Regions from separate parts of the Homo sapiens genome. Here region 1 is linked to region 2. The links are chromatin loops, found by intact Hi-C in ENCODE. Cell type or tissue: thyroid gland. All regions are shown on one strand. Each heading gives the region's core, and the rest is flanking DNA. Links, peaks and the distances in the headings are about the cores only.

Evidence for each region. Peaks named below come from ENCODE experiments on the same cell type or tissue, not always from the same donor. Only the 100,000 strongest peaks of a DNase experiment are listed, where the experiment ranks them.
Region 1: a loop joins it to region 2, with 1.9 times the contacts of the local background. A loop is called at or near these places in 7 of 110 quality-filtered maps.

Annotation. Positions count from the first base shown.
Region 1 is chr11:19,879,462-19,890,997 of GRCh38, forward strand. It overlaps NAV2 (neuron navigator 2), which reads left to right. Exons shown (of 38, transcript NM_145117.5): 5 at 408-666. Among named protein-coding and RNA genes, the nearest start is that of NAV2-AS3, 96 kb to the right of the region's middle. In thyroid gland, for the core only: no CTCF peak of the experiment used is centred there; no DNase peak of the experiment used is centred there.
Region 2 is chr11:19,771,155-19,782,690 of GRCh38, forward strand. All of the region lies in intron 1 of NAV2 (neuron navigator 2), which reads left to right. Among named protein-coding and RNA genes, the nearest start is that of MIR4694, 17 kb to the left of the region's middle. RefSeq lists enhancers at 1,003-1,510, 1,511-2,019 and a silencer at 6,079-6,228. In thyroid gland, for the core only: no CTCF peak of the experiment used is centred there; DNase peaks (open chromatin) are centred at 5,368 and 6,036; H3K4me3 peaks cover 1,410 bases.

The sequences.
Region 1 (11,536 bases), core at 1,755-9,754, 110 kb after region 2:
CTCACTGTGGCTTGAAGCTTAGAACATGGACTTGGCAGAAGCCAAGTGCACTGTGAAGACCCATGAGCTTCCCCCAGTGCCAGAGTTCCTCCATCCCCTGCCTGTAGAACAAGCACGGTCTTGCTCGAGACGCTTGCTTTTTCATTGGTGTCCTTACTGAGAATTTCCTCTTGGCACCTACCAGACATCCAGTTGCACTTGCCTCCTGTATCCACTCCAATCCTAATGGCGAGAATAAGCTAATTTCTTTGTGGTATAGGCCTGATTTTAATTGCCTGTGATACCAATGAAGTGTTCAGGAAGCCTGTCATATCCTAAAGAAATCAAACTCACGTGCCGACTGAAACAGCCCATTGAACAGGAAGAAGAGCTCCCCATCTGACAAGAGTCTCTTTATTGTCTTGCAGAGATCAGGAATGGAAACCTCAAGGCCATTCTAGGCCTCTTCTTCAGCCTCTCCCGATACAAGCAGCAGCAGCAGCAGCCCCAGAAGCAGCACCTCTCCTCACCTCTGCCGCCCGCCGTATCCCAGGTGGCCGGGGCCCCCTCCCAGTGCCAGGCTGGCACCCCTCAGCAGCAGGTGCCAGTCACTCCCCAAGCCCCGTGCCAGCCTCACCAGCCAGCGCCACATCAGCAGTCAAAAGCACAAGCTGAAATGCAGTCCAGGTGGGGGCTCCTTGCCAACTGATGGTTCTGTTTTTCAGGCACCTTCCTCCACCCCAACCAATCTCTAGGCTATCCTGTATGGCTTTTTCATTTGTGCTTCTTCAATGCTGAGAGCTACTGGTGGTTAGTGGGAAATTAGCATGGCCTTGAAATGCATGCAGTGAGGAGCCCTTCTTGTGTCTGGCAGAGATGTATACTTTTATAGGTCAGAATTGCCAGCAGCCAAAGCTAATTACCTGCTCCTGCTATTACTCCGGCCTATTACACACATGCTCGTAGACAATAAACAGCCCCTAAAATAGACTTCAAACACCTTTTGTGTGTCTCCCTACAAGCTGAATGTTCACTGTTATAAATGAGAGTAGTTTTACTTAGTGGAGGTAAAAGTTCTATTCCTGTGGATGCCTCTGCTTTGCCAGAACAGAAATATAGAGGGCACCAAAGAAAGGTGGCAAGGGAAGGAGGCAGCCATCCCTGAGCGGGGCAGTATCGCCTAACGGGAGCAGTTACCATTAAATGTGACTGTGTTGTGTTGAACTGAGATGGGGAGAGTCCCACAATGCAGGAGTAATCTGCAGGGTTGGGGTCTGGATTTTGTTCCCAGGGGGACTGACGTTTGCCAGTCATACTCACCAGGTACAAGCCAATTGCCACTGTAGTTACCCTCTACTGTGCTACAGTGGAAATAACATCACCCTGTAAAACTTTTGTCTTAATGGTAGAAAAAAAAGGAAGACTTTAGGAACTAGAGTTTTTGACTTGAGGTCAAGTTCTACAGAAAAGTTCATACTGTTTTCTTTTAAGCCACAAGACTTCAGCTATAAACCCTAAATGTCACTGATCAGATTGATTGCTTGATTTCATCCAATATGTGCTGAAGAGTAATGGCCTTTTCTTTTCATTCCCCCAAAGCACCAGCATTAATAATCATAAGGCTTCTCACACACCTTGATATACCTTTTATTACCCATTTAGTTGGACAGAGCACAAAGCCGCTCAAACACAGCTGCTGCCTTTTAGACAGTTACAGCCTTCTTTTTTCCCCATGAGAAGTGCTATTTCCCAGTTGTGATGATGTTAAAACCAGCACTGATGGGTGTAATGCAAATCAGGTCCCATAATTAATTATCTATTTATATCCAGTTTGCATTGTGGGAATTTGTGGGGTGGGAGAGATGCCTGGACTAGCAATGAGGAACAGACAGCCTTATCAGCCATTTGCCAAACCCTTTCCCTGGAGAACTGCCTGAGTGGGAGTCACTCCCAGTCAGAGCTTCCCTGATGGACATGGGTTATTTAAATGATCAGGGTGTCATTTCCCAGACTGCATTCTGCTGAGTGCTCATTCCCTGGGATGTTAACTTGGGTCATATTGCAGTTCTGTGGGGGGAAAATATTGGGAGATAATTTGGGTTAAATTGCTATATGGCTCTCATTGTAGGTCTACTGAGATCCTTGAACCTGCCAATATGCATTTGTTTATTTAATTGGTATTAAGCCTCCCACATGCCAGACACTGTTCTAGGCACTTGGGAGTCAAGAATGAATGAGATTGCCGAGGTGCCTGCTCTCCTATGCTCCTAGAGGAGGCAGGCAAACAAGCACATGAACAGGAAAGGGAGCTATCAGATAGTGGTGAGTATTATAATAAGATGATGGGATTCAGAGGGGCTGGGTTGCTAATTTAGGTTTGGTTGATAGAAAGGTCTCTCTCAGGACATGAAGGGTAAGCTTGGTGTGTTGGAAGAGCATAAACAAGGTTATTATAGCTTAGTAGGGGAGGAGAGGGATCAGTGATAAGGTAGTTTGGAAGGAGAGAGGGCTGCTACCATTTATGTGGATGACAGTGTGACCTGTGGTCCCTGGAGTTGCACATTGCTGTGGCACTCAGGCCCCGTCATAGAGTACCAGTTAAACTGGATAGGGTTTGGACTCCATTCTAAGGGTGACAGGAAGCCATGGGAAAGTCTTAAAGTAGTAGAAAGACTGGATCTGATTGGCAGGTCAAAAAATCCACCTTTGCTTCTCTTTGGAGAATGAGATTGTGGAGGAGCAAGAATGGAAGGAAGGACCTCAGTTGAGAGGACTTTGCAATCCTACAGATGAGTTGGGCCAAGGTAATAGAAGCAAAAATGGAGATGGACTAATTCTGAATCCTTAGGGGGTTGAGCCAAGAGGCCTGCAAACAGATTAACTCTCGGGAATAATGGAAAGAGAGGAATCACAGATAAAGCCTAGATTCCTGGTTTGAACAGTTAAGTAAGTGGTGGTATTATTCTTTGAGATGAGGAAGCCCAGGAGAGCAGGTATGCATTATGAATGTTCAGACAGGTGGTGACACAGAAAGGAGCATTCTACAAACTTGGCCACGTCACTCTTCTTATTTTATAGAGCATCTCACTGCATAGGGTTCCAAGGAACATGCATTGAGAAATAGTGGCTTGTGTCACTGAGCTTTGCTAACCTGAGGCATCCATTTCCATGGTAGGCGTTTGTTTTCTTAAAATAACCAGATATTCCAGTCAGAGCACCCATCTCCCAGTAAGCCAAAACATCCTACTACTAACGAGTGCTTTACCTAAAGAAGAGCCAAACTTACTTGAGTCAGGTTTTTACATTCATTTATTCCAGCTACAAAGTGTCCTGCCATCATGGCCCCCTGACCCTACAGTGGTGACATAGACCGGGCTTTGGAGTTGCTGTATGTCCTCATCCCTTCATCTTGCCCAGGTTGGGTTACTTCTGCAGAAGACTGGTTTTATTCACTATATCCTGATACTTTCTAATTGTATTTCCAAAGGATAATCTTGTTCTCAAGGTCTAGGGATATGCTATCCCATGCTAACACTCTGGCTATAAATTTAAGAATGATAAAATTACATCAGTGGCTCGGTCTCCAAATTCTATCTTTGATAACCAAAATTCCAAGGGCAGTGGTTTGGACGCTTGATTATTAATGTCAAATGTTGATGCAAACCCCCCACATGCCAGGTTTGTTTTGTTTTTCTGTTAGAACTCTGCCTAAAAACTATTTTGAAGCTATCTAGGTTCAGCACCCCTGGGGGGTAGCAAATACTAAAGCTTGGACAACATTCCATGAAGTTTGCTGGTAAAGGAGCTATGGAAGTTGGCAAAGAAAATCTGAGATTTTTTTTTGCTCCACTGGCATGAAGGAATCAGAGCAAATCTTCCATGACAGCTTCATAGAGGCTCACTTTGCTTCTTCCCCTTAGCTCATCTCATAACTGACATGGTGGCCAAGAACTTAATCCACATTTCACCCTGTGAAATTCCCCACTGGTCTAGAGTCCAGGAGAGGAGCATAGTCTCCAGGACTTGCTTTTTTTCCTCCATCTGTGTCTACACAGATAATCAGTATTCAGTTGTTAAAGAATAATCCAGAAAATGACTTTATATTTTTCTCTATTCTCCTCTGTCTCTTCACTGCCTAAGACTAGTAAAACCAATAAATTATTTCTTACCTCAGATCCTTTCATGAACATGGTACAGGATGTATGGATGCAAGAAAGATAAATATTTCTATCTTTCAGAAAGCAGTAAATAAGTTTAACTTTTTCTTTTATTAAGCCTAACTAAAATTCTTTATATGTACCAATTTATAGTACAAGAAAAACAGAATTTAGTGAGTTTAACAAGCATTAAATGGTCATTTCTATAGCATTAAAAGCAAAAATCCCCAAGGCCAGCAACATCTGGGTATAGGTTTGCAAACATCTTGTTTTGGGTCACCTTTATGGGATACTGAGGACATTCATCTGAAAAGCACCCCAGTAGAACAAGCATGTGAAATAGAAACATCTCAATACTTTAGAAAGGCATAAAGTTTGTTTACTTGTGAGGGACCCCATATTTTGAGAATAAGGCCTTAAGGCAAGAAAGACATTTGATGTTTAAAGAAACACACACATGAATACATACACACAAGCATTCTTAGATAATCTTAAAAGCAGTTTCTTCACATTGGAAATCTATCAAATCAGTAAACTGAGACCTAGAAAGAAAGCTGTGTGTCATAGAAAACAGTGGGCAGGGGGGGAAAGAAACAGCAACATCCCCATTGTCAGAAGACTCTTAGGATTTGTGTGTCTAATGTATCTTCTCTCTCCTCATTCAGCTCTTCCACTTTTTTCTTTCCTATCATGCAGTGCATCATCCAAGGACTCATCTCAAAGCAAAATCATCCGCTTCACTCTGGGTCAGAAAAAGATCTCTAGGTTAGACTTTCTCTGTGTCCTGCAAAGCATGGTTTAATCCCAACCCACTGTTCCATTGTTCCCTCTGTTCTGGCTGAGTTTGCCTTTGGTCCTCTCCTCGTTTCATGTTTGCAGTTCGAGAAAACTAAATGTGCTTTGGCTAATGGTCCCATGGTGCAGAGCTTTGAAAGTGGCCATGGGATTGTTGCAAGTGTGTGTGGGGGAAGTGACAGAGTGCAAGTGAGATTGAGGTGTACATGACGTTTCGCATTTTCTTGACTTTTGGCTTTGACTGCTTTGTCATCAGACTCCATTCTGATTTAGGTAAAGGTGAGTTTCTACATAGTTTTTATAGTGGTTTTATGATGAGTTTGCTTCCTGCTTCGTCCTGGCCCTAATCCCACCTCACCTGCATCTCATTTATGTGTCTTGTGCTTTGTGTTGTTGTTGTTGTTGTTGTTGTTAAAATTACTAATGTGGGTTTGGTTTTCCCTTGAGTTATAAAGACTTGAGCATGAATCCATATTGGGCAGAGGAGACAAAACAGCAAGGCAGCTATGTCTCGTCTTTGTTTCTGGATGCTCTTAGGTGCCATGGAGACCGCCTCAGTTCCCTGAAAATAAAAAACAGGCTTGCTCACAAGCTAGTTCTCTTAATTCAGACTTCAACCTGTCTGCTGCCTCCTATGAGGACCCATCCTATGGTATGGGAAAAGCCAGTTATATCACGTTGCATCATTGCTTCTACTGTTATTTTCAAGGTATCAACAGCTAACATTTATTGAACGCACCAGTTCAAATGTGTCATCTTATATCATCCTCATGCCAGGCTTCATGAGGTAGGTCATATTATTGTCTCCATTTCACAGATGAGGAAACTAAAATTTAGGAAGTTACATCATTGTGCCCAAGGCCACACACATAAAAAATGGACGAACCAGGATTTGAACACAGGTGGTCTAACTCAGAACCTTCACTATAACCACAGTGCTACACTCTCTTCCCTCTCCTTCAATTCTGGTATCTCTGTGGTTGTTGAGGCTGCTTTTTAAAATCTTACGTTTCAACCACTACTCTTGGCTTTTTCTCTCACACTGCCCTTGTGGCATCCTAACAGAAATTGCTGCTGGGGTAGAATCTCCTTATTATGACTGGTATTTATTTTTCATTGAATTCTTATTGAATTCTTATTCTTATATTTCATTGAATTCCATATTCTTATTGAGTATTGAGTCACCCTATTCTTGGTTCACAGTATGAATTTACTCTTGTTTAAATTAATGAAGTATTAAACAAATTTGCAAGTGCATCATTTTAGTATACATATCTATAGGGTTAGGAGGATATTTTATTTGCTTTTTGGCTTTGTATAATTCTTACCTAAATGATTGCAGAGATATCCAAGTGAAGTGTACTTCTACAATTTCAATACATATTCTTATTGAGTATGGAAAGGGAAATCCATACTCATGTCTGTCTTCATTTATCACAAATACATACAAAATAACTGCTCACTTGCTACCCCAGTGTGTTAGCCTCTAGGTGCCTTTCCTAGCCAGAGTTTACTTTTCTTTTTTTAGACAGGGTCTTGCTCACTCTGTTACCCAGGCTGGAGTGCAGATGCACTTTGAAAATGTTCATCTCAGACTCTTGTGTATTGATTTTTGTCCAGTTCTGATACTTTAACCTAGACTCATGGCGCTATCATGGCGCTATCATGGCTCCCTGAGGCCTTGATTTCCTGGGCTCAAGCAATCCTCCCACATAGCTAGGACTACAGGCACATGCCTCCATACCCAGCTAATTTTTTTTTTTTTTTTAAAGGTGGGGTCTCTCAATGTTACCTAGGCTGGTCTCCAACTCCTGGGCTCAAGCAATCCTCCCGCCTTGGCCTCCCAGGGCGCTGGGATTACAGGTGTGAGCCACTGAGCTGCCGAACCTAGAGTTTGGTTTTCTGAAGTGCTTACACTTGGGGAGACCCAGGTCAGGCTCTGCCTGGCTGGCGAGGGGAGAAACCGTATGGCAGTGTGCTTCTCCATAGAGCAAGTCCACACGTTACCCAGACTCGGTGGAGGAGGACAATAGGGAACCCAAGTTTGTCACCGCTTCTGGTAGCCATGCAGAAAGTGGCTGCTTTCCCTAACAACACCAGGCCCAAGTCAGAGTGGAAACCCACTGCTCTGGCAAACTGGTCCCTTCTCAGTTAGGTTGAATGTCACACAAATGCACATACATAGGAAAGGAAAGGGGAGGGATGAGCTGGGAGGAAACCTGAAATTTAGTGCCTGTTCCCACGATGTGCTCAGTCCTGCAAGATAAAGAAAACAGGACCTAGCTGGGGAAATATCTAATTGGAAGCACATGCCCATCCCGTGAATGATTTGTTATCAGTCCCAGATGATGGAAGAAGGCAGGGGGAAGAGAGGAAGCACTGGAAGATGAGGGCGTGTCAACCCTGTCCTGAGGCTGGGCTGGGCACAGTGCTTCTGGGTTTACCCTAAGCCAAGATCTGGCTTTCCCTTAGTGTCATATCCCCTACTTAGAGTTTCTTTGAGATACGCTTTTGTCTCTGCTGAGGCCAATGAAGGGATGCTTCTTTGTTTCAAATGAAGCCTTTGAAGGCTCTTCCTTGCCTTCTCTACACCCCCCTTTCCCCACCCCCAGCCTTGAGCAGGATCCTGTGAAGAATTTTAGCTGATCAAGCACCACTAAGCACAGCAGTAAAGTTTGGTTGCCAAAAGAAGCAGTCCTACCCCTTCTGGCAGAGTAGGCCACCTCCCCTGGAGCTCTGGAAATAGGTCTCCTGTTGGAGACCAAGCATTGGTGGAACACCTGCCAGAACCCAACACTTTGATGGGCACCAGGGGTATTGAGAAGAATGGGAAGCCTCACCCTTGAATCTGGATGTGGGGAGGGGCGTATGGAGGGAATTGATATAAGGGTGAAAGCTCTCCATGGACTTCTGCCTTTGACCACTCTTATTGCCTCCCGGCCTCCCTGGTGAGCCCAGGGAGGCTTATTTTACCTGCAGGAAGCAGAGAAGCATAGTGGATATGAGGTGCAGTTAAACCTAAGCGAAGGCCCATCCTTACCACTTACTGATGGTGTTACCTGGGCAAATGATTTGATCTCTATGAGCCTGGGTTTCCTTATTGGTCAAATGGGGTAGTCTTGCCTTGCTCACAGCATTGTGAGGCTTAAAAAAGTCATTTAATGAATAATTATAAATATAAATTAATAAAGTCTTTCCTTAGTCCTGACATATAATCAGTTCAGATATGGCAGTGTTGGTATTTTGGGTTCATCTGGGTCAGGTAAGGCAACCAGGCTGCCTCTAGAAAGTCCCACAGAATTGATCTGTATGCAACTATCTTGTGGAAAAGAGGCAGTGGGGTTAGTAGTTTGGTCCTCTCTGCCCAGCTGCTGGGCTGAAAAGCAGATGCCATGGAAATGAGAGATTTAGTATGTAATCATCTCGCCTGGCAAAAAGCATCTCTGATTATGACCGCCCCCCGCCAAACCCCAGCATGTGCACACAAGCTGCCATGCTTCCTGGGAGGGGGCATCCTCTGCTCCCAGCCTCTGAAGTGGTTTTGGGGGAAAGAACTGTTTTTTTTTTTTGCCATCAGCACGTACATCGCGTGGAACAGAGGAGCCGGGATGCACTCGTAGGTTATGTGCTGGGAATGACAGTTTTACTGCTCTGCTTAATTGGCTCTGCACACGTTGGAGAAATTGACCATGGCTCTAACAGCAGCAGGATTGTTCCCCCACCGCTTACACCACTTCCCTTAAGCTTAATATTTTAAAAACTCAACATGTATATGTTTCAAAGGACCCGTCTGTGTTCTCTGTTATTTGTAATTGTGTTTGGACATACAGTGATTATGAGAGGTCAAGTTCCTCTTGGGAAGGAGCTATTGGGACTTTCTGGTGCTGTAAGGGATGCAGGGTTGACCTGCCACGCTCCCCTCTCACCACGCTGCCTCAGTGAGGCAGGCCCAGTAGGCAGCATCCGTTGTGATACCTGCAGCTGTTCCACAGGAGCCAAGACCTAGCTCTTCAGCAAACAGGGATTCTAATGCTCCAGATGGCAGATGCTTCCAGACTGGAGGTTGATAGACATTCCCATGATACACAAGGATGTTACCAATAATGAATCTCAAAATGTTAGCCAGAGGCCTCGGCTCTGTACCACTGGTAAACTGGAAGATATTCTGCTTTTCACCTCTACCTGTGCTCTCAGCCTCCTTAATTAACACCACATCCCTGGAGGGCAGGACCAAGTCCAAGCTCCATAGTGTAGCATACAAAGTCTTCCCTTCCCTGCCCTGCTTTCTTCTCTAGCCTCGTTTCCTCCCACTCTGTCCCCCGAGTCCCAGCACACACCAGCTCTTTCTTTCCCCTGTACTTTCTACAGGCTTTGCTTCAGAGTGGCATGCTCTGCCCCCTGCTTTCCCATCCCCTACTCACATTCCCATTCAGCGTGCCAGACTTGCTCTGGGGTCTTTTACACACTACCTTTCCTGATCATCTCACCAACCTCCGAGATCTTCATTTCCTTCTCTGAATACCTTCTGAACTTCACGTATTTTACCAATACATCTGTAATCTAGATGTCAGCTGGGGTCGACAAGCCCCTTGAGATCCGGGTAAGATTGAGCATTCTAGCTCTGCCTCTTTCAGTTTGTAGAAAGTCCAGTGGCCTCCCAGGTTTGCTTGGGTGTCTCAGGTTCTTGTGGTCACCTTTGGCTTTGAAATCCTGCACTTGAACCCCAGTACTTAAAAGTTCAGTCTGAATTAGTTCAGTTTGTGGATGGACTCATCATCCCAAGAGATGTTTTGGTTCCCTCCTGGGTGAGTCCGGGCTTAGCTTTTTTTCTTTCTTCCCACTTACCACACAGTCATTATGGCCTTTGTTTGTGAACCAAATTTTGCTGAAAATGTCAGACGGAGGAGGCTTACTTTGGAGCAAGCAACGATCTGAGCCCATTTACAACAGAACCTAAGTGTTAAACTACAGAGTCAACATAGATTCTCTCTGAATGGTGGGAAAAAGTACATGATCTCCATCCAGTTTTCTGATTTGATCAAGTTCAGGGAGCTGTCCTGACTAGAGTGTAGAGGCGATAGTGGTCAAGGGTGGACAGGAGCTGGCTTGAGCTTTTTGGTGGCTTTTGACGGCTATATGCAAACCATTCGCCCTTTGCCATGTCCACTATCCTCACAGTCCTCAAGAACTCCTTCTCCATGTCCCAAAAGGCTTGGCACAATGCTGCAGCCATTTGAACGATGTGCTGCTCCCATCAAAAGAGTAGCTAGCCACTGACTCAGTGAAAAGAATCTGACCATGACAACCCAAGGAAAACCCAGAACTATCTTAGTTAATCCCAAACCACGGATGTTTCATTCCAGAGAGTGGAGCCCACAGATACCCCAAGTATAAGATCTCAGTCAGCCACAGATACTTGGATTGAGTAGTTTCTCTTCTGGAATGTTCCTAGGGAGATGATGAGCCCTGCTCGCCGAAGCCTATCTTGCCTCTTTGAAAATGTTCATCTCAGACTTTTGTGTATTGATTTTTGTCCAGTTCTCTCTGATACTTTAACCTAGACTCATCTATTTTCTTGATTTATCCAAGTATTTCTTGTGCCATAGCATGTTTCTTTTATGCCAGTGTCCAATCCCTTCATGAACCCGTGTTCACTGGAGAAGACGAGAAAGGAAACTAACATACGGTGGCTGGACATTAAGCCATTTCAGATTTACAGCTATACCCAATGGTATAACTGTTAACTATTGGGTATAACTGTAAATCATTATTCATCATTATTCCAAAGTTACAGGTAAGGAATTTGAATCTCAGAGAAGTTATGAGACTGCTCCAATGTCTTGTGTATGGAAAAACCTGTATTCTATCCATTACACCATGCTGCCTCACAGAGGACCAGACTGCCTACCTGATTTAAGGTTGTGTCTTTCCCATCCTATGCTTTGATTGCTTGCCTCTATAAAGTCCTTATCCTGTCCTAAAAATCTGCTGTGGTTCAGCCTAGGGTCAGCACAGCAGGGGCTCTCCAGCAACTCTGAAAGAATGCATCTTTTCCCTCTTCATTGCTTTTTGCTTCCCTTCTCTTTGCAAATTCCACACTGTGGTAGAATACTGTGACCTGCGTTCCCCTACACCACTTAATACCATTGCTCTGACATCATCTTGGAACAAGTCCATAATCCTTTTCTAGGCCTATCTGTGGGCATAATGATTCCCAAAGACTCTGTCTGGTTTAAAAAGTCCAGCCCAAGGGAGGCCCAGATCTTCACCTGCAGAAGCTCTTCCATTGGATGTGAGTAATCAGATAACACTGACTTGAAGGACTTGCAGAACATTGTTTGCATTGGAAGCAGAACCAAGAGGTACTAAGATCCCACTGCTGGACCTCCTTGGCCAGATGTGCTAGCCACATCTGGTCCCCAAACACAGGCACTGGCACTGCTAGTATTTTGTACTCCGTTCTGTGCCTGTCTTTGTGGAGTGAATGTCCTCTCCAAAGGAGATGAGGTAAATTAACCAAGGTACAAATCCTCGCAGCACAGTGGGAAGTAATTCTCACTGCAACTTGTTGGGGGAAGAGCTAACCCCCTTCCTTCTCTCCCAGC
Region 2 (11,536 bases), core at 1,733-9,732:
ACACAAAGATGAATAAGATAGAGTATCTGTTCCTAAGCAACTTATAATCCAGTTGTAATAATATTAATGTCATTGCTTACATCCATAACAACAAATGAAATGCACCTCTCTCCTACTATAAGAGGAGTTGTACTGTTTTAAAGGCCGTAGAGGAGATAGAAACAAAGTACTAAGAGCATTTACATACTTCTGATGAGTGGAAAGGATCCGAGAATTCACCAGCAGTTAGTTTTGCTCTGAGTCTTGAAAGATCAACGTGATATCAATTGGTAGAGAATGGAAGGAAAAACCTTCCATGCTGAGGGAACAGCCTGAGCAAAGGCATGGAGGTGTGACCATACATGACCTACTCCAGAGGAGTAGGCAGCCCACAGGGACATTGGGAGGGGTGATAGGAGACACTACTCTACCCAGAAATTCTTGACCCTCATCTGACCCCCCCCATTAGAAGGAAGAAAGTATCTGAGTTGTCGGGGGAGCCAGGAAGTGACAAATTAAACCCTGTCAAGGGAACATACTAAATGCAGTGGCATTTAGTATGCGCAATGGGGAGATCCCTTTACATAATTCTTTATCTCAAGAAAAAAGAAAAGGGAAGAGAGGAAGGAGAGAAATCCTTTGCTAGCCCAACCCAGCCCTTTCTGGGGGCGTATTCATTCATTCATTCATTCGTAGGCTTGTCAGTGTGACATTGTGTTTGCCCTCCTGAAAGCCATACATCTTACTTTCAAAACCTCCAACAGCCTTCAACCCCCTGCAGACCCCAGTGTTCCAAGGCTGACCTTTTGGTAGGAGGCTTACTCCCCTCCAAGGCTGGTGGAGGGGAGACGGCACCTCTTGTGCTCAGGCCTTCCTTGTCGCTGGCTTGTGGACAGGAGTCCTTTCTTCTCTAGGAAGGATTAGTGCTTTTCTTAAATTCGACTCTGAAGTTCTGAAAAGCCTACCAACTGTGTACTTCCACAAGCTTTTTATTTTAATTTTTATACATCTTCTTCCTTTCTTTCCAAGGTCTCTGGGTACCCCCAGAGAAGGAAAGAGACTAAGTCTTTAAGCTACTTGCAAAAATGTCTGCACACAGTTTGCCTTCATGATCCTAGAGATGGCATTTCTGGGGTTTCATTTCCTGCATGTAATATGACAGTAATGCAGACAACTGCAGAAATAGGGGACCAGGCAGGGAGGCCTGAGTTTTACTCCTGTTTGGTGGCTTTCAAGTCAGATGAAGAGGATCAATCACTCTCCATCTCTGAGCCTTTCTCTGCAAAATAGCAAAAAGGATCCTTTTCAGTATTGCTGTGATGAGGTATTTTCAGTATTGCTGTGAAAGGTGTCCAGTACCATGCTCAATAAATAGCCACTACTATGGCTAGGGTTTTCATGCGGCAGGCAATGTGAAGCTCTTCTGTGGTATTTTTATATTCAAGCCCAGCTATTTGGAGGCAAAATGGGCTCCCTCTGACAAGCTATCTAGCTCATTCCCTCCTCCCCATGGGGTGCCACAGTGCTTCTGATCCTTCTTTTGTCATTTTAAGACCATGTAAAAGCTGACATCCCCCCATCAGCCTTGCCTCATGTGTGGGTGGAGAGGCGTCAGCCCACATCATGCATGGGAGCAGTCTAGAGAGCCTACTTTGTCTGAAGTTCCCCTGGCCGGCCCCCACCGTGTCTGAGCTTTTTCCCATTAGTCATTGCTTTGGCTGAAAGAGTGGAAGACCCCTGTTAAACTGAAATATGTTATCTGGGAAATACATTAAGCCATTAACAGCTGGACACAAATTAGTTTATCAGACAGAGGCTGGGCTTGCAGAATTTAGGAGTGAGAAGGAACTTTATAGATCATCAGTTTCTTAGTGAAGAAAAGAAGGTCCACTGATGAGTAGCTCTTGCTCAAGGAAACACCAGTGGCACCTTTTGGGATGCCAGGCCTCAACCCTGCCTCCTGGCCTGAACCCCTCTTCATTCCACCTTGATGAGCAAGATGGACAGTCCAACTTTCATTCAGGAGATATTTATCATGTGGCTGCCATAGCTGGGCAGGTGCTGAAAATTCAGAGAAGCATGGGAGGCAGACATGGGAGTGTTGAGTGATTGAACGATGTGGGACAGGTCTCTTGTATGGTGGGACGGGAAAGGTCTGGAACAGAGGACACCACTCAGTGAAAGGCAGATCCAGACTCTGAGGGGTCAGCCCCACCAGGGGCTCCACAGTACCAGAACACTGGGACCCTACCTCGTGGCTACCATGAGAGTTCAAGAATGGTCATGCTCAGGGAGATAGGCTAAGCTGGCAGTCAGGGCCAGGGGATGGGTCAGAAAGCCATGAGCTGAAAAAAGAGGACAACAGCTGGAAGGCACCAGACCACACTTCAGGGCAGACCTTCATAAGCATTGTTCCATGTGGTCAACACAGACTGATCTCTTTCCGCTACTTCACATCAAAGGTCTTGGTGGAAGATTATGGAAATAGGAGGAAGGAGAAAGGTGGTAGGAGGGGTTTGGTGGATGAGGAGGTTGTGAGAAGCCACTTCTGTCTCTGCAAATCTACAGGGTCCTGACACCTGTGAACTCACAGCCATTACCCTTTGGAACCATCTGTACCATCATGCTGGTGATATCAGGCATCTCTTCCACTCACCTCTTCTTGCTTGGGTCCTCATACCCATCCCCTGCATGATTTCAACAGACATCTAATTGGTCTCCCTTCCTCCAGTCTCTACCTTTTTAAAGCTATCTTCTTGCTGTTACTAGGTCTTCTTAAAATGGGAGCTTGGACAAATCATTCCCCTATTTATAAGAATTAAGAATAGAGTGTCCTTTACAGCAATCTTGCTTGTCCCAGCCTACCAAATAACCCCATGTGATGTGAACACACAGAACCTGCCATGAACTTTCACCCCTCTACACCCTTGCACATGCTATTCCACCTTCCTGAGATGCTTCTCTCCTCTTGTCAAACCTGCCAGAAGCAGGTCAGCATCACCTCTGTGAAGTCCTTCCATGCTCCCCAGCCTTGTGCATTGTTCTTTTCTTTTTGCAGAGTTTGTGGAGGTCTTACTCTGTTGCCCAGGCTGGAGTACAGTGGAACCATCATAGCTCATTGCAGCCTTGAACTCCTGGGCACAAATGATCCTCCCACCTTAGCCTTCCAAGTAGCTGGGACTAAGGCATGCACAATCACACCTGGCTAATTTTTAAAATTTTATGTAGAGACAAGGTCTCACTATGTTGTTCAGTCTGGTCTTGAAATCCTAGACTCAAGCAATCCTCACACCTTGGCCTCCCAAAGTGCTAGGATTACAGGTGTGAGCTACCGCGCTCAGCCAGCTTTTTTCTTTATGACCCAGCTGTACACTATACAGGCCTCTTTTGTAGCACCTGTTGCATTACATTGCAACTGTTGGTGTATTTGTCCATTTTCTTACTAGACTGTGTGTGTGCATGGTAGGGACACACACATACACACAGAGAGAGACACATACCCCAGACAAGGAATCCTCCCTGATTCTCAACACCCTCGGCAAAGCTGGGTAAGTGCATCATGGTAGATGCTCAAGGAGTGTTTGCTAAATGAGCTAGAATACCTATGACCTAAGGTGTGTGAGATCTGAAGGGAAAGGTCACAGGCTTTATTCTCTTTAATTAAAGCTGAGGCAGGTACCTTCTGTATCTCCCTCCACACCTTCCCATCTCTCCTTGTACCATGAGTGGTATTTTTTCACCTTTTTCCAGCAAAGATTGGAAACTAGTTGCTCATTCAATGACTTTCTGCAGATGTATAGATCGTAAATGTTGTGGCTATCCTAGAAAGTATAATGAACCTAATGATGTTTTCCCAGAAAATGTATAAATCCCTGATCTTGCAGTATTTTCACACAATCAGGATTTTGGATTCTTTATCCAGCCACTCAACTCCAAGGAACTTTAGGCTTTAAAAAGCTGTGATAGAGATATCTTGTGTTTTGCTCTCTTAGCCAATAAGATTTGTCAAGCTTTATTTTTGGAAAAATTATTTTAGGATTTGTTTTCCAAATATATAAATATATTTTAATACAGAATATGCTTTTTCAAATGACACATGCTCTCTCATTTCTGATATGTTGTCCTAGCCTGTGCCCCTTCCCTTGAGACAGCAAATATTGCTGCCTCTGTTTCATTCTTCAGAAATGTGTGTAGAGATGTACATAGAAGGGCCTCTTGTAGTCATTCAGTCTAAGTTAGGGCCCGAGGCAGGATGTGGGATCTGCTGCCTGGGTCTGGCTCAGTCCTAGCTGTAGAGGAAGCTGCATGGACGGACACTAGGACAATCATCAACAGCCTTTCATTTGGGAAACATTTACTGAGCTCCCACTATGGGCCACACATTGTTCTGGGTACTGGGGAACAGTAGGGAAACAAAACAGACAAGGTTGTTGGAATTTGTAGTCTAGTGGGACAAGGCAGAAAAGAAACAAGAATACAGGTTAGCTAAGTTAACTCAGTAGGCAAAACAATGACGATGAGACAACAGTAATGGAGTGGAAGAGAGTGTGGGAACGAGAAGTTTCAACATTAGGAGTCAGAAGTCTCCCTGAAGAGGTGCCATTAGACATGAGACCATGGGCAAGTCTAGGGGGAAACAGTGCTCCGGGGAGTGGGACTATCACGTGCAAAGGTCCTGAGGTAGGAATGATTTGGATGTGTTTGAGAAAAAGAAAGCAGACCACTGTTGCTGCAACACAGCTGGCCAGAGGGTGGGAGACCAGGTTGCAGGTCATAGAAGAGAGCTGGGATTTTTAAACTCTGAAAGGAAATCAAGTCCTGAAAGGTTTAGGTAGGGTGACAAGTTGATCTAATTGCCATGTTTTAAAGATTAGAATGAAAAAGATTAGGACCAATTTTATCACCTTTCCTCATTATGAACAGTTTTGACTACGGAAATGAATATATAATAAAGCAATCCATGATTTCTCATTATAACTCTCTGCCAGTGGGGGAGAGCCAGGATTTCCATCCTAGGATGTCATGGCTGCCCAAATCAGAAACAAGTTCCGAGGTCTGGGTGGCTAGTGCCATCTTTCCTTGGGGAGCTGAAGGATTCTTGAGCCTTTTCAGGATACCGAAAGTTGCTGGGGACCCCTGGAGGGTCACTGCCAGATGAGAGGATGCTGGACCTAGGACAAGGGTTGGGCAGGAAGGTGGGGAGGTCCCCAGTCCTCAAAGGAAGGCACCCGGGGCCTGTGGCAGGTGGAGCAGGCAGACGAGGAAATAAAGGCCACAGGCTGCCTCCTCTGTCGCTGCCTGACCTCTCCTCCTCTCCAGAGGGCCTTGAATGGCCTTTCTCCAGCAGCGGCCAGGCAAGGTGTGTTTGGAAATACCCAAACTCTGTCCTTCACGTGGCAGGAAATAAATATTGCTGGGAACGCAGCGTGTGGGCTGGGGCAGGGGTGTGTGTGTGTGTGTGTGTGTGTGTGTGTGGTTAGAGTTGTGGGGGTCAGAAAATGTGTGTGTGTGTGTGTGTGTGTGTGTGTGTGTGTGTGTGTGTGGTTAGAGTTGTGGGGGTCAGAAATGCATCCATCCTGCAGCCATAGTTCCAACTGCTCCAGGGGGAGGCGGCTCTGTCAACTTGCGTGAGTTCTGTGCAGAAAGAAAATGCGGATGGAGATGAGTGCGCATAGTGAGGCGCCGGCTGGTGTCTGAGCTAAGAACCCATGGGGACCCGGGAGCCATGAACTGCGCTCCACAGCCCCTTCCCCCGGCCTCACCCCTACCCATCTTCTGCCCAAGGCTCTCCCTACTACCCACGCCCTCCCCGAAATAGTTAAGTATCCTCCCACCAACTCCGACCATCTTTCCCCCTTCGCGCCCACCGGCGGCAGTGGCGAAGGGCCCACTGAAGCGCCGGGTGCCACGCGGGGCGGCCCGCGGGCCAGCTAGGGGGCGGGGAACTCACCAGCCGCCGACCCCCCCCCCCACCCCGCCCTCGGCCGCCGCGGCCCCAGCGGCCTCCGCGCTGCGAGGAGCGGGCGCTTGGACACAGGGCGAGTTGTTTGATTTGGCGGAGGCGGGGAGGCCGGCGGGGAGCGAGCGAGGGAGGCACGAGAGCTGGGCAGCGCGGGCGCCGGTCTCCAGGGTAGGGTCCCCGCGCGCAGCAGCGGCCCCGGGGCGGGGGCGAGGCGACCGCGGGCGCCGGGGATGCCTGGAGGGGCCGCGGCCGAGAGGAGACCCGGGACTGGACGGCCAGACCTGCCGGGCGCGCGGGCAGGTGCTTCGGCTTTTTTTTTTTTTCCCCTCCTCCTTTTTCCTCTGCCCCTTCCTTCCTCGCCCTGAAGTAAGATGAGCGTGATGCTGTGGCGCTGGGAACAGAATAACACCACCATGAAGCTGGTAAGGGTGGATTGCAGACCGCACCCCCTGGGCGCTGCTCTACTTTTTAACCCCCCACCCCGCCCCCCATCCCCTTTAGGAACTGGCCCGGGTGGTGGAAAGCCCCTGAAATGCATTCCGCACTTGGTATTTCCCTTATTGTTTTGAAGCTAGATCTCAGGGGAGGTGTGTGTGTTTAAACCAGGAAAGTCGATGTGTGTATGTCTCTGGTTGTGAGTCATTGAAGGGGGGTGGGACTGGGCTGCATTATCTCTCCGTCCCTTCCACCTACGAATTCCTGGAGCTCTCTTGGATTGCACACGCTGGGATTGTCTCCTACGAGCATGTCTGCGCCCTCACAGCCTGTCCCGGGACAGCGTGGTCCGCGTCCCCCGAGCCCCCATTGTGTCTTGATACTTTGGGGTGCACATGGCTATTGATCTCTACTGCGGTTTGGCTTGTCTGTGGGGAATACATGAGCCCCGAGTGAGTGAGTATGCACCGGGTCCTCCTCCCGCCTCTCACAATGGCTTAGTTCTCTTTCAAGCTTGCAAAGAACCATCCAGGGTGCAGGTACTTTTTCCCTCCTCCGTTTTCAAAAATAACCGCCTATCAGTCCCGGGAGAGCTGAGGATAGCAGGATTTTCCTTGCTGCCCAAAGAAGCCTGAGTTGTTTCTCCATCCCAAAGAGGAAATGTGATCGGAAATCTCTGGGTTTTGCTTTTGTGAATTGTTTTTTTATCGGATAGTTTCAACTGGCGGGGACCATAATTCCCCCATTAAAGTCAGCCAGTGCTGTGGCCAAGTCGGTTAACCCCCTTGGATGTTAGTTTCCTTCTCGGTAAAATGGAGCAAGTTCCCACCTTGTAGAACTAGTGCCAGGATAAGAAATCATATTTGTGGATTGCCTGGCATATAAAAAGGATTCAGTAAGAAATAGGTATGATTAATAAACTGGAATGCATACTTACTGGTGTGAGGTCTTTAAAGATGCTACCAAAAACAAAAACAAAAACAAAAACAAAACACAAAAAAAACAAAAAGAAAGAAAGAAAAGAAAGTCACAGCAGCTGCATTGGATACCAAGATGCTAAATCAACCAAAGCTGGGTCTTCATATAATGAACTTATTTGTTGGAAAAATGGCACCTTGCTTTTCATACTTCTTGTGTTATGTTTGGCCTGCCTAACTTTAAGCTACTATTTTACAACTTCATTTAATGTGCTGTAACATTAGCAGACGTTATGCACCTTTGCTATACTATGTCATGATTCCAGCTCCCTAATCCTTTCCTGGAATCTTTCTCCAACCAGACTGGTGTGGAAGAGGCCAGAGTTTCACATAATTTCTCTCCAAGCTGTACCTGAGATGCCACTCTAACAGGCAGCATAGGAAAGCTGGGTCCCGATCTGAACTGCATAGGGTCAGGTTGCCAAACCTAAATGCTTTTTTAAAAAGAAGAAAAAGAATGATTTGCCAGGCAGGGAAAACGTGGAGCCTCCCAGGGGATGGCTTCTGGAGCTTGGTGGCAGGTGGCCATGGTAAGGGCTGGGATGTCTTCTCCACTCCGATATTGCTGCCCGTTTAGTCTATGGAGGGAGCTTTCCTCAACAAGGGTCAGGGGTCAGCCTTTATTGGGTCTGCCTGAATCTTTAGAGCTGTCTCACTTTTCAAATTAACTGTGAGGACCACCCAAGGTAGTTATGGTCCACCAAAATACCCTTTCCCCATGAGGTGGAGGAAGGGCTAGGGGAGCTCAAGCAACTGGGAAGCCCTGAGGGAGTAGCAGTTTCTGTCCCGTGTATCCCACTGCCCCAGAGCCCAGGCAGGAAGAGGCATGACTGGGTCTTGGCGTCCAGATAGCCTCAGATATCCTCAGTGATGAGCCTCAGCTTTTCTGTGAATGCTAGAAACCACTGATACATCATTAGCTGAAGTATCATTAGTTTGCATTTTGTTCATTCACTTATTGATTGATCAATTTACCCTTTATTTGTTGTGTGTTTTGTGCAGAGCACAGCCTTGGTGCCTGTGTTCGTTGTGAAAGATTTTGCTTGCAGATGATTCTTGGTTTGAATTCCAGCCTTGCCACTTACTAATCCCTGAATCAGTTTTCCTCTTTTGTAAAAGGCTGTTTTACAACTCTCTTTCCCCAGGTTGTGAAAAGATGAAATGGCATAATACAGGAACATGATCCAGCATAGAGTTGGAAGCATGTTTGTCTGTTAAATGGGAACTATCATTATTTTCTTCAGTGGTAAATGAGACATAATCTGTCCCCACTCTACGTTGTACTGTTGGGTGAATGGTTGGTTCTTCTAATGGGCCCTGGGAAAACAAACCTTTCTTACCTTTGAATCATTAGTAGCCCTCAGCAGGAAGGAGCTCCCTGGGAACATCTTGGAAGTCAATTGTGTGTGAATAACTGCTCCAGAATGAGGCCTGGGGCCAGAGGTGTGTGCCCGAACTTTTATCACTGATGCACTTCAATAAACATGAAATCAGTTAACCCACAGCTTGAAAATGCATTGTTTTGTTTGAATAGTAGAATTAAAGGTCTTGCTTCATGTTCTATTTTAAGGCTAATTGGATCAAAAATAAGGCCCAGAGTAATTAGAGGCAAAACTTGCATCTTTATATGTTATCTCTGCAGGGGAATGTCAGAAATGCACCTGCCCACCTAGGAGAGAAGGCAGTAGCTGGTAGATCCTACATCTGTCCAAATCCCATCTGACAGGGTCACAGGCCTTTGATGAAAGTGAGAGGAGGTGACTGCCCAGGTCCAAAGCACCCACTGGGAGGGGATAAGCTTGGGGCACAGCCACAGAGCATACTGTGGGTGGTTCTGACATTCTTACCACCTTCCCTCCACACCCTAGTTCCCTTCTTTTAAATTCTTTGGACTTAGGCAGAGCAAGGAGAAACAATGAGGCCACTTATGGAGCAGCTGGTATTATTTGAGGAGTGGTAGAGTCCAAGAATGGCAAAAGGAAAGGCACTGAGAGAGGCCCCCTGGCAGCCTGTGCTAATGCACGGAGTGCAGGTAGTCCAGTCAGAAAGACCTGTAGCCAGAGCTCTGCACAGGAGCCACTGCCTTGTGACATGGGCCAGTTGCTTTACCTCTTCGATCTTTGGTTTTCTCATTGTAAATTGAGACTACAGCACCTCACAGAATTACAGTAAAAATTAGGGAAAAAAATGTATCCGGATTTGAGCTCAGCGTTCTGCAATTAGTTGGTGGTCAGTGAATGGTTGCTCATATGATGACGGACGAGATGAACCAGTAGTGTGTGCATTTCTCCACACACAGAGAAAAGACTCAACAGAAACATTCCCAAAAGTCAATAGTGCCAAGTTCTTGGGGGGAAGTTACCAGGACTGTTTTTTGTTTGTTTGTTTGTTTGTTTGTTTTTGGTCTATACTTTTCCTTATATTCTAGTTTTGTACAAAGCTCATATGTTACATTTATCATCAAGAAAAGATTTTTTAAATTACTGCTAAAATCATATTAATAGCTAACATGTGTTGAACCTTTACTTTGAGCTTTATGTGTATGATTCTATTTCATCTTCTCTACAATCCTCTGAAATAAAAACTATTATTATCTCCATTATTCAGATAAAGAAATTAAGGCTCAGAGAGTTAAATGACTTGCCTAAGATTCCAGAGCTAGTAACTTTAGAAGTGCTGCTTTGTCTGATGGCAAAGGCTGTACCTTGAACTGCTGTATCAGACACCCTGGATGCCTCCTAGAGCGCTGCAGGGCCTGCTGCTGAGGTGGGTCTGCATGAGCGTGCAGTATAGATGCCTGTGCTCACTGCTGCAGTTCTCTCTGTGAGGGGCCTCTCTGTTCACTGCAATCCCCTCTTAGCCCCTTTGATCAGGGACATCCTGGGAGGGAGGTGGAGAGGAGAGTGGGGATGGGTTGGGTCATCACCCTTCAGCGTCTTGGAAAACACTTAAGGGGGCTCTTCCTCAAAATGAAGGAGAAAGTGGCTCTGCATGAAGAATAATTGAGAATAATGATGATGAGGGAAATGTGCCCCTGACCTTTGACCTTTCCCCAGAGAGGCATTGGTCAAAGACCCCCTGGGCCTGTCCACAGCCAGGCTAACAAGCAGATTAAAAGAGGTCAGTGGGTTAAAGGGCTCTGTCTGCTTCCCTGTAGTTATATTGCTCCCTCCCAAAGGCCAGGATGCTGTGGGCCCTGCAGAACTCCTGAGCTCCCAGGTGCTGTGTTTAAAAGACAAATGCTCCTTTAGCTTTTTTTTTTTTAATCCCTAACTTTATGGAGGCTTAATTGCCAAATAAAAATTGTATATATTTAAGGTGTACAGTGTGATGATTTGATCTATGCATACATTATGAAATGATTCCCACTATCAAACTAATTAACACATCCATCAGCTTGCTTCAGCTCTTTACACGTATAGACTGATTCCCATCTTAACAACTTCCGTTTTTTTTCCTGACTAAAGCTCATTAACACTCACATGAAAGTATTACCACCTTCAGCTAGAAAACAACGGTCATTTCCACTCTCAGGGACTTCTAGGACTTTCTCCTGCTTTCCACTAATTGTAACTGGCATAGATTTGACCATCTCCCAGGTACTGAAGTCATGTCCATTTTCTACTAATTCCCCAAAATCTCAAGGGCAAGAAGTTCCATTCTTTCCTTGAGAAAGCAGGTTGGAATATACAGGAATAGTTCCATATGCATTTCCGCTGTGGGTAATGAGCCCTCATAGCCTTGATGTACTTTCCTGAATTGAAACCAAAGCATGTGAGGAAGGTTTTGACTTTGGTTAATTACTAGGAAAATAAAGAAAGGAATATTGGGAGGGAAGGAGAGAAAGCCTCTGAAATTAGTAAGTGACTTCCTCTTAATGACATTTTGAGGTAACACATTTTCCTTCATTTTTGTGTTAATAGAGAAGTAGAGATTTATAATTGGTCCCTTTGGTGACCTGGCAGTGCTTACATTACTTATGCAATTGTTTTTGTTTTTGTGTGAAGCCAGGGAAAAAAATTGTTTTGTTTCTGGCTCCTGTAATGTAATGCCAGCCACCCAGAAGGCATGTGGCTAAGCTTTTCTTCAGGGTCTCTAAGACTCTCCAGGACACATGGACCAGGCTGCCATTGTCTTTCCAGCTGCCAGCCCAGAGATCTGGGCTGGGTGACCCAGGTGCTGT